Regions from separate parts of the Homo sapiens genome. Here region 2 is linked to region 1. Evidence: chromatin contacts called from ENCODE Hi-C or POLR2A ChIA-PET data. All regions are on one chromosome and are shown on one strand. The core of a region is the stretch at or near the end of the contact, and the rest is flanking DNA. Distances in the headings are between cores, read along the strand shown.

Region 1 (6,034 bases), core at 3,512-6,011:
ACAAAATAAAATCCTGGACTACTTCTCAGGACTTGAAAGTAAGCTTCCTTCCTGCTCCCCTGTTCTCCTTCTTCACATTGGGCTCCAAGAATACTGCTTTCCCTGTTTTTCTTTTTTTTTTTTTGAGACTGAGTTTCACTCCTTCCCAGGCTGAAGTGAAGTAGCACGATCTAGACTCACTGCAACCTCCACCCCTGGGTTCAAACGATTCTCCTACCTCAGCCTCCAGAGTAGCTGGGATTACAGGCATGCGTGACCACGCCCAGCTAATTTTTGTATTTTTAGTAGAGACGGGGTTTCCCCATGTTGGCCAGGCTGGTCTCGAACTCCTGACCTCAGGTGATCCGCCCACCTCCGCCTCCCAAAGTGCTAGGATTACAGGCGTGAGCCACCGCACCCAGCCTTCCTGTTCCCTTTCTTCTTTCACTGAAAGTTCTTTTCCTCATCCCAAGACTAGATTAAACAAACCCCAGTCTCATCATCCCTCAAAATGCCTAGGGTCATGAAATTCTGTATAAAATTTATCCAGCCACTAAGAACTGTAAACTCCATTTGTAGCACAAACAATGCCATTCTAACTGACCAAATTCTTGACCAATGGCTTTTGTCATGCCAAGGTTGTGTCCCTAGAATGACACCAGAGCCCCCTTAAAACACCTGCCTGAGAAAGTTCAATTCTACCAAAAAATTTTACTGTTTGTTCCAGCCAAAACTTGACTATAGGCCCCATCCTCACTTTTCTTACAGCATTTTAGAAAACTTGCTGTTATGAATCCTTTCTCTGTCCCATGAGATGTAGACATTCTAAAACCTAGAAATCTTTCTTTGGGCCTGTAAATGTAGTAACCAAGAAAGAAAAGATTTGGTCCCTGTCTCCCAGTCTGTGGGAGAGTAGGAGCCAACTTTGACAAGTGCCAATGAGCAAGCAGGACGGCTAATCATAGTGACAATTCCTTCCCTCCCCCAAACATCTTATGTACTTTTCCTTTAGAACACCCCAATATTTAAAAAGCTTTCCATCTGTTTCAGTGGAGCTGAGCTCAGTTTATGTTGGAGTTTCTCTCCTATACTGCAGTAATCTGATAAAATCTGTCTTGCTGCCTTTAACATATGTCCAGCTCTGTTCCTCTTTGACAGTACCCCAATATGGGCATAGAGAAATTGAAGAATAAGAATAAACAAAGAGCTGGGTGCAGGGACTCACACCTATAATCCCAGCACTTTAGGAGGACAAGAGAAGCCCAGGAGTTCAAGACCAGCCTGGGCAACATAGGTAAAATGCAGTCTCTACAAAAAATACAAAAATTAGCCAGGTTTGGCAGCGCATGCCTATCGTCACAGCTATGTGGGAGGCTAAGCTGGGAGGATTGCTTGAGCCCAGGAGGTGGAGGTTGTGGTGAGCTGTGATTGCGCCACTGCACTCCAACTCTAGCCTGGGTGACAAAGTAATAACTGTCTCAAAAAAAAAAAAAAAAAAAATAGAACCCACAAGTCTTGAGAGTCCAGCTCTAGAGTTACCATTACACTTGGAAAACATTAACAAAACGTCTCCCCACCTTTCAATAACTGAAGCCACTCAGCTAATGGAGAGAGCGTATGATAGGATTAATCTACATTTCTAAAAGACTAAGGGCCATCATTCCTCAAAGGTTTCTGGCAATCCATGTGATTTAATGCAGGCTATGGGTCTGTCAGGTTGAAAAGGAAAATAGGCACCAGATTTTGATTTAGCTAGTGGTAGTCCCTATCCCTTATTACTACGGTTCGTCTAACCTCACAAAATGCTCATTACTCAGGGTCTCAAAGTCCTGATTCTCTTCCCAACCCCACTCTCAAACCTGATAATCTAAATATTGAGAGACCTTTCAAAGGAGGAAAGGGAGGACCTGGTCCCCCAATCTTTTTTTTTTGGTGGGAGGGCGCAGGCAGGGTCTCACTCTGTCAACCAGGCTGGAGTGCAGTGGCACAATCTCGGCTCCCTGCAACCTCTGCCTCCTGCGTTCAAGCGATTCTCCTGCCTCAGCCTCCCGAGTAGCTGGGATGACAGGCGCCCACTACTTCCGGCTAATTTTTGTATTTTTAGTACACATGGGGTTTCACCATGTTGGCCAGGCTGGTCTCAAACTCCAGGCCTCATGTGATCCGCCCGCCTCCCAAAGTGCTAGGATTACAGGTGTGAGCCACTGCACTCTGCCAGAACTTCATACTACTTCTCTGTCCACTGGTTCACTTACATTATAAAGATTCTAGATTCTAAATTATCAGTCCAAAATCTAAAATAGAGCAGGAACAAATAAAAATAAATAGTAAACAGGCCAGGCATGGTGGCTCACACCTGTAATCACTTTGGGAGGCCGAGGTGGGCAGATCACCTGAAGTCAGAAGTTCAAGACCAGCCTGGCCAACATGGCGAAACCCCCGTCTCTACTAAAATTACAAAAATTAGCGGGGCATGGTGGCGCACGCCTGTAGTCCCAGCTACCCAAACTGCTTGAACCCAGGAAGTGGAGGTGGAAGTTGTAGTGAGTTGAGATTGCACCACTGCACTCCAGCCTAGGCAACAGAGCAAGACTCTGTCTCCGAAAAAAAAAAACAACAAAAAAAACCTCATTTAATATACATTAACACTGAACTACGTATCAGTCGCTAGCACTGTAACGCATGCCTGAATGAAACTTATCTAACACATGTATTTCCTCCATAAGGCACATCACAGCCTTCTTGCACTTAGAACACAAGATAGCACTTTGTACTACACTTGGGAGTCAATTTTAAATAGCAAAATCACCAACAAAAAGGAGAAAAATGCAAAAAATGTAGTTATACTAACTAGACCGCAAAGAGGCCAATTGTTTATACTATGAGAGCTGATGCAAGAAGACACAGCATCACCTTGTTTGACCTCAGCCAGGAATATAGGAGTGACTCAAATTTTTTGCCACTTTGCACATGTCCATGAATGACCGCAAAAGTGCCGTGAGTGTTTTTGGAGTTAGAAATAAATTTTATCAAGTAGGCAAATTTGCAAATACAGAATCTGTGAATAATAGGAACCAGCTCTAGCTACTCAGGAGGCAAAGGCAGGAGGATCACTGGAGGGCAGGAATTTGAGGCCAAAGAAATATGATCATGCCACTGCACTCCAGCTTAAGCAACAGAATAATACTCGGTTTCCAAAAAAAAAAAAACAGGGCCAGGTGCAGTGGCTCACGCATACCAGCACTGCACTTTGGGAGGCTGAGGTGGGCAGATTATTTGAGCTTAGGAGTTTGAGACCAGCCTGGGCAACACTGCAAAACCCCATCTCTACAAAAAAATACAAAAAGTTTAGCCGGATGTGATGGCACACACCTGTGGTCCCTGCTACTTGGGGAGCTGAGGCAGGAGGATTGCTTGAGCACAGGAGGTCAAGGCTGCAGTGAGCTATGTTCACACTACTGCACACCAGTCTGGGTGACAGAGTGAGACCCTATGTCAAAAAAAAAAAAAGATTGGCTATAAAATAGTTAATTTTTATTCCTCATCTTATTTGACCTATCAGCCACATTTTACACAGCTGACCATCACTCATTCTGATTTCCAATATTTGAGTTACTCTTGATTTTCCTCCTACCTCACTGACAATCCCTCTTCAATGTCCCCAAACTCCAAATGCTAAAGAAGCCCAGATCCATTGACTCATCTCTACAATACTTACCTCTCAGTAATCCCATCTAGTCACATGACTTTGATCACACTACACCTATGTTAAAGAGATATTATTCCACAGTTCTTGGATGCTCTATTTTTCTCCCTGCCCTTTCCTTTGTTCTCTGTTTTCGTTGTGGGTAATTTCTACTGACCTATCTTCAAGTTCACTGATTCTTTTCTTAGCTGTGTCAAGTCTACTAATAAACCCAAACATATACTTCACCTGTGTCACCATTTTTTTTTTTTAGACAAGGCCTCACTCTGACACCTAGGCTGGAGTGCAGTGGTGCGATGTTGGCTCACTGCAACCTCTGCCCACTGGGCTCAAGCAATCCTCCCACTTCAGCCTCCTGAGTAGCTGGGACCACAGGGTGTGCACCACCATGCCTGGCTTTTTTTTTTTCTTTTGTATTTTTAGTAGAAATGGAGGCTTGCCATGTTGCCCAGGCTGGTCTTGAACTCTTGAGCTCAAGCAATCTGTCTGCCTCGGCCTCCTAAATTGCTGGGATTACAGGCGTGAGCCACCACACCATTTTTATTTCTAACATTTCCATTTGACTTTTTCATATAGTTTCTAACCCTCTGCTGAAATTCCCCAGCTGTCTGTGCATGTTTTCTACCTTTCCCACTGGAGCCTTTAACATATTATTCATTCTTATTTGAAATTCACTCTCTGATAGTTCCAACAGCTGGGTTATCCTGAGTCTGGTTCTGTTTATTGTTTTGGTTTTTGACAGTGAGTTGCTTCTTTGTGTGCTTTTGGTATGTGTTTTATAATTTTTGCCTGAATGACAGACATCATGGGTAAGACACTAGAGACTAAAGTAAATAGTATTTATCTTCAGAAATGGGAAAACAAGAGAGTACACCTCTTCACTAGGGTGTGTGTGTGCGTAGGGAAGGGGTTGAGTCATCTATTCAGGAACTGAGCTGGGTTTGGATTTTGTTGTTGTTTGGATTACCTTAAGTGTACTACCAGCTTCAAATTCCTCTAGTATGACTTTCTGCTTAGGGTGGGGCTGGTATGTCAGAGGGTTTTTCTCATTGTTCTTGCCACACACTCAGCCTTAGGCTTCATCTCTGCATCTGCCCCAAAGAGGCTCTTTCCATACTCTTGTCCCTCCCCCAGGGGTAGATTGCTGTTGCTTGACTTGACAGCACCAACAGGGAGGTTCTTTGTTGTCCTGGCCCAGTCTCAGTCTCAGGTAGGCCCTATGTCCCTGGGTTACAGGGGTTGGGGCTTTCTCCCAGTGGCAGAAAAACTCTAATAGTCTAAGCCCTTAACAGTTTCCTGCCGTTCCCTCAGGGTTTGTGGGTTTTCTTTTTCTTTTTACTTTTCCCAGACACAATGGAAAACTGGGTTTATTTCCTTTTTCCCAGCGGCTTAAAGCCTTTTTTTCCAAAGGAAAAAAAGGTCCAAGTGGGCCTGTACCACCTACCAAGGCATTCTCTGGTCTCCCTTGTGTCCCCAGCCCCATTTTTCTCCTAAGCAACTGCTGGAGGTCCTTGGAGAAAAACCTACAAGAGGGTATGAACTGTCTTTGTGTCTGCAGCTCCCAAGGATTCTATACGCTCACGCTTGCCTACACTTGGACTTTAGCAATTCATTAATTTTCCTGCTAGTACGCAGCCCTGCTTATTTTCTGTGCTCTGCCACAGGTGAGCCATGCCCACACCCCACCTCTATGAGTTTATTATTTTATAGAACATACAACTTATTCTTGTTTCAGGGTAAGAGTAACATTCTTTCCAGCTTTCTGCATCTTGGGGGAGTCTGGAAATCATCCCATAATTATAAATACCACCTATATAGCCACAACTCCTAAATTTAGATTTCTAGTCTGGACCTCTCTCCTGGACCCCAGACTCATATATCTAGCTGCCTACTGGATAAATCTACTTGGATGGTCTGCCCAACAGATTTTAGGGTGGCCCCCATGATCTGCAGCTCCTGGTGTTTGGGACTTTGTCTAATCCTCTCCCCTTGAGAGTGGGAGGGACTTGTGACTTGCTTCTAACCAACCTTATTAAGCAAAGATGATGGGATGTCATGTTTTATCACAAGGAAATGGGATGTCATTCCTTTGATTATATTATGTATAAGACTGTCTTGCTAGCAGACTTGCTCTCACTCTCCTGCTGGACTTGAAGCAGGCTGCTATGCTGTGAACTGCATACGGAGAGGATCACGTGGCAGGGAGTTACTGGTGGCCTTTAGGAGCTATGGGCAGCCTCCAGCCAAGAACCAACCAAAAAACTGAAGCACTCAGTCCTACAGCCACAGTGAAAAGAATTCTGCCAACAAACTAAGTGACCTTGGAAGTAGATTCTTCTCTAGTCTAGC
Region 2 (5,941 bases), core at 2,559-5,058, 140 kb before region 1:
ACGGCTGGATATGAAGGTTTGGGGTCAGAAGAGAGACCTGGGATAGATGTTTAGATTTGGAAACATCTGTATATATGTGGTATTTGAGAACTGTGGAGGTATATGAGATTGCTGGGGAGTGTATATAAGTGAAATGAACCAATGAAAGGAGTTAGCCAGCTTGCTTTAGGCAGACAGTAGGGAAGGGTCCCGGAAGAACTTCTGACCAGTCCCACAAATGGTTACATGAGATGTTTTGTGCAGATAAGGGAACTTGCACAGGGGCTTGCCTAAACATGCCTGCAGCCCACTAAGGCCCCACATGCACGCTGGGGGAATGGGGTGGAGCCACCAGGAATTCATGCCTTTACAAACAGGGAATCCAGCTCCATCAGCTTTTCAGTTGCGAAGGGGGCAACCAGCAACCTGTTTTCAGGACCCCTCTTTTTGCTGAGAGCTTTCTGTTTCGCTTGATAAATTCTACTCCACTCACTCTTCCATGTTCACGTGCCTATTTCTTCCTGAATGTGAGACAAGAACCTGGACCTAGCTGAGCTAAGGAGCAAAAATCCTGTGTCACCAAGAAAGGAACCCCAGTGGTAGGAGATGGGTAGAGGAAGAAGAGCCAGCAAGAGTGATAGCAATGTTGAAATCAGAAAGATGAAAACCCCAATAACAAGCACTGTGGTACAGTGGTAAGAATATTTGCATTTGCATTTGGCTGGGCGCGGTGGCTCACACCTGTAATCCCACCACTTTGGGAGGCCAAGGTGGGTGGATCACTTGAGGCCAGAAGTTGGACACCAGCCCGGCCAACATGGTGAAACCCCATCCCTACTAAAAATATAAAAGTTAGCCAGGCGTGGTAGCATGTGCCTGTAAACCCAGCTACTCGGGAGGCTGAGGCAAGGAGAGTCACTGAACCTGGGAGGTGGAGGCTGCAGTTAGCCAAGATCATGCCACTGTACACCAGCCTGGGCGACAGAGCAAGACTCTGTTTCAAAAAAAAGGAATATTTGCATTTGCATTAAAGAGAGCCATGTCTACTAGCTGTGTAACTTTGGGCAAATTCCTTAATCTCTCTGAGTCTGTTTCTTTGTCCTAACATGAAGATATGTACTTTAGAGGACTGTTGACAGGGTTAAATGAAAATGTAATAAAGTTCCCTTGTTATATCCAGCAGAGAGTGGGTGCTTGGCAGGAGCTAAGGAAGACTATCACGAATGTGATAACTTTAAGAGTTCAATTGATTTTTGGCACTGGAAAACTGAGATAATAATTACCTGCCTTGCAGCGGTGTTGGGAGATTAGTAACACTGTAAGCAAAACATCTACTAATGTGCCAGTTGGTGCCCAGTCTTAGCATATAAGAACCCAGCATTTGGGTATAAGAATCAGTCCTTTTTTATTTACTACTCTGATATTGAGCCAAGACAGGATTGTATGATTTTCCCTAAACCCTATCTCCAAGTTCTTTTCTTCCTGAGGAACTTCCTCTATTAGAAAATAAAACTGATGGTTGGGCATGGTGGCTCACACCTGTAATCCCAACACTTTGAGAGGCCAAAGTGGGCAGACCACTTGAGCCCAGGAGTTTGAGACCAGCCTGGGCAACATGGCGAAACCTCATCTCTACAAAAATACAAAAACTAGCTGGGTGTGGTGGTGCATGCCTGTAGTCCCAGCTGCTGGGAGGGTGGGGAGGCTGAGACGGAAAGATTGCTTGAGTCCAGCAGGTCAAGGCTGCAGTGAGCTGTGATCATGCCACTGCACTCCAGCCTGGGTGACAGAGGGAAACCCTGTCTCAACAAAAAATGAAAACTGGGGATTACAAAACATGCCTTTCCCCCAGAAGAGTAAATTCAAATGTTAAGATATCCATATCTTCAACTTTGTTCAGAATATAAAACGATTTTAAACTAGCTAAAAATAATAAGGGTAATATGTGAAAACTACATACAGGTATAAAGAATTACAGACTTTACGGAAAGGTTTAAAATGAAAAGTAATTCTTTCCCTGAATCCAATCCCATTCCCCAAAGGCAACCACTGTTAATAGTTACTTGTCTGTCATTCCCATTAACTTATACACATATATGTATCTCCTCTCCCTGCCTCACACAATGGGCATGTGGTGGGCCTACGCTCTACCTAACATTCTGTGGCTTGATTGCTTTTTGTTTTCATTAAACATTATCCCTTGGGGATTTTTAAGTATCAGCACAGATAACTCTTCTTGTTCTTTCTGACAGCTGCACAGTGTTCCTTTATACAATATGACAACTCACTTACATAGCATCCTATTGATAGACATTTCAGTTATTTCCAGTTTGTGCAATTACAAATTCTACTTAATATTCTTGTGTATGGACAAGTTTTTGCATGTGGATAAAAGAGTATGTGTGGTTTAAATTTTGATATTATCAGATACCACCCAAAGAGGGTACCTCTTCTAATGTGTATGGTGGTGTCCAGTCCCCTAAACCCACCCCAACCCTATACTGACCTTAAAAGAAGTCCCTAACAGTATAATAGGTAAAATTAGTATCTCCTTTAATTAACTCTTTAAGTTTGAGCACTTTTGTCCTATAATTGGTTTACATTTCTGTTCCTGTTATTTGCCCATTTTCCCTTTTGTTTTTCTTATTGAAAAATATTGATCTTATTGACATGTAATGTCTTTTAACATGAGGGAAGTTAACCCTTTGTCTATCATCCCTGGCAAATATTTTTTCCAAGCTTGTTTTGTAGTTTAACTTTGTTTTGGGGAGTTTTTTTTTCTTATTCTTTTTTTTCTTTCTTTCTTTTTTTTTTTTTTTTTTTTTTTGAGATGGAGTTTCACTCTGTTGCCTAGGCTGGAGTGCTGTGGTGCAATCTTGGCTCACTTTAACCTCTGCCCCACCAGGTTCAAGCGATTCTCCTGCCTACAGGCACCTGCCACCATGCCTGGCTAATTTTTGTATTTTTAATAGAGATGGGGTTTCACCATATTGGTCAGTCTGGTCTCGAACTCCTGACCTCAAGCGATCTGCCTGCCTTGGCCTCCCAAAATGCTGGGATTACAGACGTGAACCACTGTGCCCGGCCAGGAGGTTTTTTCTTTATAGCAGTTTTAAGTTTTTATATTCAGATTTATCAATCTTTCTCTTTATAGCTTCTCTCCCACGCTAAAATTTTAAAAAATTCTACAGTATTTTCTAGTAGTTTACTTTTTATGTTAAAATGTTTCAGCCACCTGAAATTGACAGGCCTGCCCTCTATGATAATAGCTGCTACTAACTAGTCCTCCTCACACCCTTTCACTCACCGGTCTCAGCACTCTGCACACCTCGCGGAGAATCCGCTCCTGGTTCTTCACAGAGCACAGCACCAGGGTGCAGACCACCACATCCACAGAGCCATCAGCCACCTGGTGCATGTTCTCCCCGGCAGCTACCACAAAGCGCTCAAACTGCAGGTGTCGGTTCTCTGCAATGCTCTTGATCAAAAACTTCTCAAAGTTGGGGTTGGGGTCAATACAGGTCACCCTGCACCCAGGTGGGTAGAACTTGAAGTTGGCCCCCGTGCCACAGCCCACTTCCAGCAGGGAGAGTTTCCCGGAGGGGCCCGCAAACTCCTGCAGGTTACTGAAGAGCTCCCGCTTCTTGCTTGCCATCTGTTCGTTGTATATCACAGTGAACCTCACCAAGAAGTAGGGGAACCATTTTTTGCATATCCAGCTCCACAAGCCCAGAAAGTTCAGCAGGTACAAGGGAAATGTCAGGATGTAAATGGCCAGTCTCAGGATAAAGATGGTAAGCTCCATTGCTCAGAAGGGAAAAAAACAGATCAACAGTTAGAGACCCGACTCCTTTAATTGCAGGAGAGAGGCTTCTGGCCACACTCCAGAGCCAATCAGCTGCAGAGGAGAAAAAGAACTGGCTGTGCTGGAAAGTCAAATCATGGGCAAGAGGCCAATTTTGCCTAATAGATGTTTGGCAGCAGTCGATTCAGCTTAGTTTTCATAAGGCAAAATGAGAAGGTTCCCAGCTTTTCCTCAGAAGGAAAGTGGATTATAATCCTTTATTCCTAATCGATTCCTGTTTCCCCTTCTCTGGGTTTGGAGACAGCTGCTAGCTTCCTGCTAGAGTTTTATAAGCGCAGTGTACTTACACCCCACCGGGCTCTCCAGTGACCTCTAAAAGAAAACAGAATTCGTGGGTGGAGCCTGGTCAAACCACACCAGAAGAGTGCTGCCAAGGCCCCTTTATCATAACACATCCCCCTTACTTCCCCCGCCCAAACCCTGTTTTTTTTTTTTTTTTTTTTTTTTTTAAAAAAAAAAAAAGGAAGTGAAAGGACATGCATGCCCGGCCACAGTCAGCAAGAATTCTCTCTTTTACATTCTGGGCAGAGGCTCTCAGTGTTCACAACTCAACGTTTTTGTAAACCAAAAATAATGTTCTAAGGCCTCTAACCATCTGAATGGACTTTCTCCTTGGCCAGGGCGCTTTTAAAATTTAACTTGAGAGATTGTTTCAGGCCATGAGGGGAAGTGGGGGTCAGATATGCCTCATTATACCTCAAGCCGGCATTCACATCAACGCAGACCTTAAGTACATTTACAATCTATTCTCTCTGAAGCCTGCTACTTGGAGGCTTCATCTGCATAATAAAACTTCAGTCTCCACAACTCTTATTGCAACCCAGACATTTCCTTTCTATTGATCCCAGGTCTTTAGATAAACTCAACCAATTGTCAACCAGAAAAATTTAAAACGTACCTATAACCTGGAAGCTCCCTGCCTCGCGTCGGGTTGTCCTGCCTTTCTGGACTGAACCAATGTATTTCTTAAATGTATTTGATTGAAGCCTCATGTCTCCCTAAAATGTAGAAAACCAAGCTGTACCCTGACCACCTTGGGCACATGTTCTCAGGATTTCCCGAGGGCTGTGTCACAGGACATGGTCACTCATATTTGGCTCAGAATAAATCTCTTTAAATATTTTACAGAATTTGACTCTTTTTGTTGATATTTTAAAATCACTGTTTTGGGCTGTACTTCCCCTTTTAAAACAATTTTTGGCTCAAGGAAGTCAGTTTGTGGGCTGCCCTTCTTTTAAAGGACAAGCCTCAGTCTTCAAAATGTGCCTAACTACTCGATTACTCAGCTAATTTGGATAAAAATATTTCCCAGAATATTCACATTTGGGAGCCAAAGGGATTCAGAAAATAGTTTCAAGCATCCATCCGCTTTTTACAAGAAAGCCCGAATCTGGGCACAGTGGTGGGTGCCCATGGTCTCAGCTACTGAGGAGCTAAGACAGAAGCATACCTTGAGCCCAGGAATTCAAATCCTGTCTGGGCAACATAGTGAGACTCTATCTCTTTAAAAAAAAAAAAAAAAAAAAGAAAGAAGAAAAAGAAAAAGGCCTGAGCTTTAGGGTGGCTAGGGAACACAGAAAAAAATAATTTTTTAAAAATAGTAAACATTTACTTTAAAAAACTGGGTGATGGATACAGGGAGTGTTCTGTTGTTTCATGATTTGTTATAACCTGCATGTATTTTATAAATATTGTATCTATTCCATTTTTAACAGATTTTTTTAGGTGGAATTGACATATAATAAACTTTACATATTTAATGTGTACAGTTTGATAAGTTTTGACATATCTATATACCTGTGAACCCATCACTTCAGCCAAGATAAATGAACATATCCATCACCCCTAAAAGATTACTCTTGCTCCATTGTGATCCTCCCTTCTGCATTCCTAATCCTGAGGCAATCAGTGGCCTGTTTTCTGTCTGTGGCCTGTTTCCTTTCCTTTTTTTTTTTTTTAAATGAGCAGCAGCAAGATTTATTGTGAAGAGCGAAAGAACAAAGCTTCCACAGTGTGGAAGGGGACCCGAGCGGGTTGCCCTTCTGTCTGTTTTTGAAAACAGGATCCAGGGAAGAAACTGAGCAACTCCACAGGACT

What was found. A loop is a pair of places that touch in the nucleus more often than their neighbours do. ChIA-PET counts read pairs that join two places held with the same protein, here RNA polymerase II (POLR2A). Pooled maps may share reads with other maps.
Region 2: a loop to region 1 is called in a pooled map, with 12 times the contacts of the local background. The contact joins the promoter of TMT1A here to the enhancer-like site in region 1. A Hi-C loop is called at or near these places in 1 of 50 pooled maps. POLR2A ChIA-PET finds 5 or more read pairs at or near these places in 5 of 52 experiments (GM10248, HepG2, IMR-90 and 2 more).

Annotation. Positions count from the first base shown.
Region 1 is chr12:50,785,643-50,791,676 of GRCh38, reverse strand. The region is part of intron 2 of ATF1 (activating transcription factor 1); the gene reads right to left. Among named protein-coding and RNA genes, the nearest start is that of ATF1, 25 kb to the right of the region's middle. RefSeq lists an enhancer at 3,618-4,547. Within about 2 kb of position 4,761, at least 8 of the 41 ENCODE cell types and tissues checked have a DNase peak (open chromatin) inside an H3K27ac peak, as active enhancers do; they include IMR-90, where a contact is called at or near this core.
Region 2 is chr12:50,922,882-50,928,822 of GRCh38, reverse strand. TMT1A (thiol methyltransferase 1A) reads right to left here and starts at 3,808. Exons shown (of 2, transcript NM_014033.4): 1 at 3,287-3,808. The coding sequence starts at 3,784. RefSeq lists enhancers at 2,928-3,471, 4,485-4,694.